Regions from separate parts of the Mus musculus genome. Here region 1 is linked to region 2. The links are chromatin contacts, found by Hi-C or POLR2A ChIA-PET in ENCODE. All regions are on one chromosome and are shown on one strand. The core of a region is the stretch at or near the end of the contact, and the rest is flanking DNA. Distances in the headings are between cores, read along the strand shown.

Region 1 (2,700 bases), core at 82-2,581, 170 kb after region 2:
CTGTGGGCAAAAGTATATTGCTATCAATGTTTTTTTTCTTCCAACTCTCCCCAGGGTATTTGTATGTAATAATTAGCTCTCTATAATGTACACATCAAAATGTTAGTGGGCTTACTATCAAGACCTATTAAAACTTGCTTTGTGGGTTATTTTATAAAAACAGTTTTATTTGTAAGACATTCTCGGTCCGTGGCAGACACTCAGCACAGAACATAAGTCACAGACATGTGCAAAGCTCTGAGCTCAGGACATATTGGCACACAGATCTCCAGTGTTCTGAGGTGTCACACAGATCTCCAGTGTTCTGAGGTGTCACACAGATCTCCAGTGTTCTGAGGTGTCACATAGACTTGGGCTGTTTTCTGGTTTGGCACCAACTGGCTATGTGACAACACCAAACTCCTTAGCTCTCTTCTCTTCATGCCTGGCGGGGCGTGGGGTAGGCTGGGGATGAGAGTGGAAGACAAATGACCCCTGTGCATCTATCCATCTCTGGCTATTTTTCTTTTTTGTTTTTTTGTTTTCCATGAAAATTAATCCTGACTTGTCCAACTGCCCCACTGTGTGTCTCTCAGAGGCTGACATACACACATGTTTTAAAACTCAAATGTGTACCTTCTACCCTTATTTTTAAGCCATGGTGGCAATCTCTGCCCTAAACTCAGTCCAGCGCTTCATTCCAGAATGATTTCTGTTGTGTGATAGTTGGCTAGGAAAGTATTTTCAAGTCTTTTTAAATTATAGGACAGCATCTCCTCCTCTTCAGGCTTCCAAACTGTAAACATGACCATAATCTTTGACTGTTATCCAAGGCTTTGCTAAAGCTTTAGACAGCAGATATCAAAATCAACCAGCTTTATGCATTGGCTTTACTGTTCTATAAAAATCTTCTGGCAAGCTTCAATATGCTGGTATAACTATAACACGGGGTTTGGGGGGAGAAGACCCCCCATTAATAGGAGAACTGAAGACCAGGCTAACAGGTTTGTTGATGCACTAATATAGAATAATCTCTGCTAACTATAATTAACTCATATGCTCCTGTCACAGGTTGACTCTCCAAATACTTGCCCGTCACGACTGATATTCTTCTGTGAGACGTGAGCAGATGCTCCAACAACTGTCTGGAGCCTTGGAGTGTGTGCCCTTATCCTTGGCAGGAGAAGCGTCTATTTTTAGGAAGGTATTTTGACACTTTACCTCTTGGCTACATTGTCTTTTTAAAAAAAAAAAAAAAGAACCGTCCCAGTGAATAGTCTCCCACTCCCTACAGGGCTACAGGGCGTGCAGAGACACTCAGCCTGAGCTTGTTCGCTGGCAGTCAACTGGCCCAAGACCAAAGCAGCTAATCAGCTCCGGGTTTATTTTGGGGTTGGAGGGTGGTGGGGGTGGGGTGGGGAGGAGATACCTTCTCACACACTGACAGCCTTTCTCTCGGCTTCCTCTCCTACAGGCTGTCCTGGTTAGCTTGACAATTGTCTTGGGACTTCCAATCAAGGTTCCTCTCTGTGAGAAGGAACATGCCTCATGCTGGCTTTTTTTTTCTGAGGACTTTTTCAGAAGGGACCAAAAACATTGTTTCTCTCGTATTCCTGAAAACCGCCTGACTGCTCCGTATTTAGCTCAGGAGAGAGTTAGGGAGGCTGTTGCTGCTGTGCTTTGGGGGGGTGGGGGGGGGATAGCTGGGAACCACGATGAAGAAGCAGCCGTGGCAAACGAGCCAAGTCGAAATGTCTAATTGACATGTAAACAAGAAATGAAAGCAAAGGCATCTCTATAAAACAAAGCAGGACAGAGTGATACCAAAAAGAGACCCACCTAAGCTGGTGAGAACACATGAAGTCACAGCAGAAACGCTGAACTCAGAGCTTCTCCTCTGGGCCCCCGGGGAAGGGCTATGGCACACTTTGCTGACCTGATTCTTGGTTTCCTAGAAATTCATCCTCCCTGTGTTCTCAAGCCCTAAGTCCACAACACAACGGTAAGCGAGGGTAGCGTAAAAACCATCAGGCTGAGGGTAAGGACATTTGCCTACAGCAGGAGGTGCCTTCAGAAGACAAAGAAGAGAAGCCCACTGTTAATGCTGTTTATAGTAAATATTAAAGAAAAAAATTTACAGAGTAGCAGCTGTCAAGTTTTCCTGATATGTAACAAGGTTTAATTTGTTTTGGGGCACTGTGGAAGTCTTAACTTGTTTGCTGGTAAATTTTTTTTCTTAGTGTTTTTCTTTTTAAGGCTCATGAGTTCTCCCCTAACGGATTCTTGAAGTCAGCCACCAGAAGTAGAAAGTATTCAGAAACCCTCTAACATTGTCCCAAGTGAAGGCAGGTCCCTTATGAGGAATCTACATACACTGTTGAGAACCTTATCATGTGTTCAGTCACTTTGGCAAAAACCAAAATACCCCCCCCCTCCTCCCAATCTCCTCAAACTAAAAATCGATCAAATGAACTCCCTCCCCAGAAACAAATAGCTTTTAGGTTGGTCATGTAGTTATCAAATATGATTGATGGCATTTGCTGAGACTCTAGTCGGTGCCAGCAAGGCTGGAGGAGAGAGCAGAGAATTTCCTAGACTTAGAGAATTTTTTTTGGCATTGTCTCCTAAACAATCACACTAAGACCTCCATGTATTGACAGCTCGAAGATTCCAAGAGAGATAATCTGTTCTAAGATTTGGAAAATAATGATGGAGAATCAG
Region 2 (2,700 bases), core at 176-2,675:
GACAGCTATGCCTTCCTCGTGATGCTCGGAGTGGAGATGTTGTTTATTGGATGTACATGTGGAGTCTGGGTTGACCTGGCACTTCAGATCTCACCCAAATCCTTCAGAGAGAAAGTTTTTCCTCGTGGTGTCCCTCGAGGACATAGCACAGTGCCTTCTTTCTGGGGAACAGTTTGTGACTTAGGGGCAGTGGTAGAATCTATATAAAGTGGGGCATCAAACGTGTATTAGAACCGGAATAATTGTGGGCATATTATGTGGTGTCACTATCTTGGTGATACATTAGGCAAGAACCCAAAGGTGTCAAGTGGACCCCTCATTACTGATACTAGGGCTTCGCCTCATAGAGATGCTGTATCGTTGGCACTCAGTTCTGTTGGTATATTGTTAAGTTCCTCTAACAACATAAGTTGTTAGAGTGCAGAGAAGCCTGGATTCAAGTCTGAGTCTCACATCATGGCTTATCCTTTTGAGCTTCTCTATTGTTTGTTTTAAAGCAGATTTATTTTATTTTATTTTTTTAAAGACTATTGCAAAGCTCTGGATTGCTCAGAATCCATTATGTAGACCAGGCTGGCCTCAAACTCAGAGAGATCTGCCTGCCCCTGCCTCTATAATCTCGGGAAAAGTCATGTTCTACCACGCCTGGCACAGCAGTGCTGATAAACAGCTAAATAAATTGTTTCACCTTCCCTAACTTTTTTCCTTAGCGGCAGCACGTGAACACAGAAGGCTATGCTAGAAATCTGAATTCCAGGTTATTTCAGCCAATAATGAAGCAACGGCTATCAGCCCCTTTGAGGGCAGCTCTCAGATAATATATTACTTTGCTGACCTGCAGAACCAAACATTTGTGTAGCTCAAAGGCAAATACGCTAGGAACGCCTCCCTGACTCTGGGGATTCCTTGAATTGTTGAGTTGACTGTGCCATTCCAATCTCGCAGACACACATCCGATTGTCCAAACACAACACAACTGGCTTATTCAGATCTTTGCATGGCAGATGTTCCATCGCCTGGTTGTCACAGCCACATCAGTGTGCCCTGTGCTCTCTGATATCACTCTTGCATGTCGTCAGTGGCTTGCCCATCACCTCCTCAACTCACAGACATTATGTGGAACAAGGGACAGACCTCAAGAGCTACTCCATGGAGGCTCTGTGTGACCCATTCTGCTGCCTCACATGACACCCCCCCCCCCAAAGCCAAAGACACTGAAATAATGCAACCATTATAAACTTGTCAGATAAATTGATTACAGTTCAAGTCACAGGACCATCATGCTTTGAAAAAAAAAAAAAACTAACATTCTTCAGTTGTGACAATAACGAATGAGAGGGAAGAAAGCAGCAACAGTAATCCTTAAGTGTCTGGCAGAGCCTGCAGGCGGTTCTCCTGACACGCTGCCCAACAGAGATTTTCTGCAGACAAGTTTAAATAACGGGAGCCTATGAGGGCTGGGAACCAAGCTGACAGGGAATGTACTTCCTTCCACGTAAACTCCACTGGCAGCCAGGGACTGACTCCCTAGTTGCTGATAGAATGGAGGAAGCCACATTTCTATGACCTGAGGCTTTTATTAGTCTTTCTATGGTATGATCTAACAGGATCCCAGGATCCTCTGCAATGCTTCTCTTCGTATGAGGGTACAGGGTGTTCTGTGGGGCTCAGACCTACGCTTCCTGTGTGCTAGACAAGGGCTCTACCAGCAAACTACTTCAACATCCTCCTGCTTTTGGGGAGAGTGTGTCTAAAGAGGATGGAGCAATTGCCTGAAGGGTGACAGCAAGCAGCACACAAGAAGTTTTTATGTCACATGCCAGACTGCATTTGATGTGACGTGACACATACTTTTTTTTTTTTTTTTTTTTTTTTAAAGATCTGACAATATGGTTAAAGAGCCTCTTCAGAGGAAGCTACCACTCAAGAGATTAAAAAGCCAGGGATGGAAAATAGCTCTACCAGTAAAGTGCACCTTGCAAGCGTGAGGACCCAAGTCAGGTCCCCAGAGCCCATGCTTGAAAGGCAAAATGAGGGCATCCCATTGCTAGGATAATAAAATAAAAGGCTTCCCAAGGCTCACTGGCTAGCCAGCCAAACCGTGACTTGGCAAGCAGCGAGAGACCTTATTTCAACACAGCAATGTGATCAGCAACTGAAGCATACCTGTTTGACCTCTGACCTGTACACATGTACAAATATGTGCATATATACCCACTTCCATGTATATCTGTATGCACACAAATATGCATATACACACGTATATCACACACAAAGTAAATAAATGTGGATACTTATGTGTATACACACACACACATGTACACACTTACGTACACACACACACACACACACACACAATTTCTCTTTCTTTAAAGAGGCCAAAGAGAGGCATAAGCATCTTCATGCTGTCCCAGGAAGTCTTCAAAATGACACACCCCTGACCCCTGAGGACGCCTTTCAGGAAGTGCAGAATGTTTTTAATACAGTCAGGCAAGTTAAAATCTACTACACGCCATTCCATTTCTGGTGCTTAATAAGAGTTCCCAGGGGAAGGAAGCACAATAGTCACACATACAAAGTACCCTGGATGCTGTTGCTAGGAATAATAAAGTGATGATGGGACTAAACTGAATGGAGGAGTTCGAAGAACCCATGAGTGAGTGCACCACCTGGACTGCACACTCTTCCATCGGCACCGTG

The links. A loop is a pair of places that touch in the nucleus more often than their neighbours do. ChIA-PET counts read pairs that join two places held with the same protein, here RNA polymerase II (POLR2A).
Region 1: a map of heart shows a loop between it and region 2 (2.2-fold over the local background). The contact joins two enhancer-like sites. A Hi-C loop is called at or near these places in 1 of 37 maps with a recorded cell type or tissue (heart). POLR2A ChIA-PET finds 5 or more read pairs at or near these places in 1 of 5 experiments (Patski).

The regions. Positions count from the first base shown.
Region 1 is chr15:93,697,266-93,699,965 of GRCm38, forward strand. Gm41387 (a long non-coding RNA gene) reads left to right here. Exons shown (of 3, transcript XR_875601.1): 2 at 1,051-1,183; 3 at 1,274-1,381. It overlaps Gm41386 (a long non-coding RNA gene), which reads right to left. Exons shown (of 7, transcript XR_875596.1): 7 at 150-444. Among named protein-coding and RNA genes, the nearest start is that of Gm30339, 7.8 kb to the right of the region's middle. Within about 2 kb of position 1,332, at least 2 of the 3 ENCODE cell types and tissues checked have a DNase peak (open chromatin) inside an H3K27ac peak, as active enhancers do.
Region 2 is chr15:93,529,106-93,531,805 of GRCm38, forward strand. All of the region lies in intron 1 of Prickle1 (prickle planar cell polarity protein 1), which reads right to left. Among named protein-coding and RNA genes, the nearest start is that of Prickle1, 65 kb to the right of the region's middle. Within about 2 kb of position 1,426, at least 1 of the 3 ENCODE cell types and tissues checked has a DNase peak (open chromatin) inside an H3K27ac peak, as active enhancers do.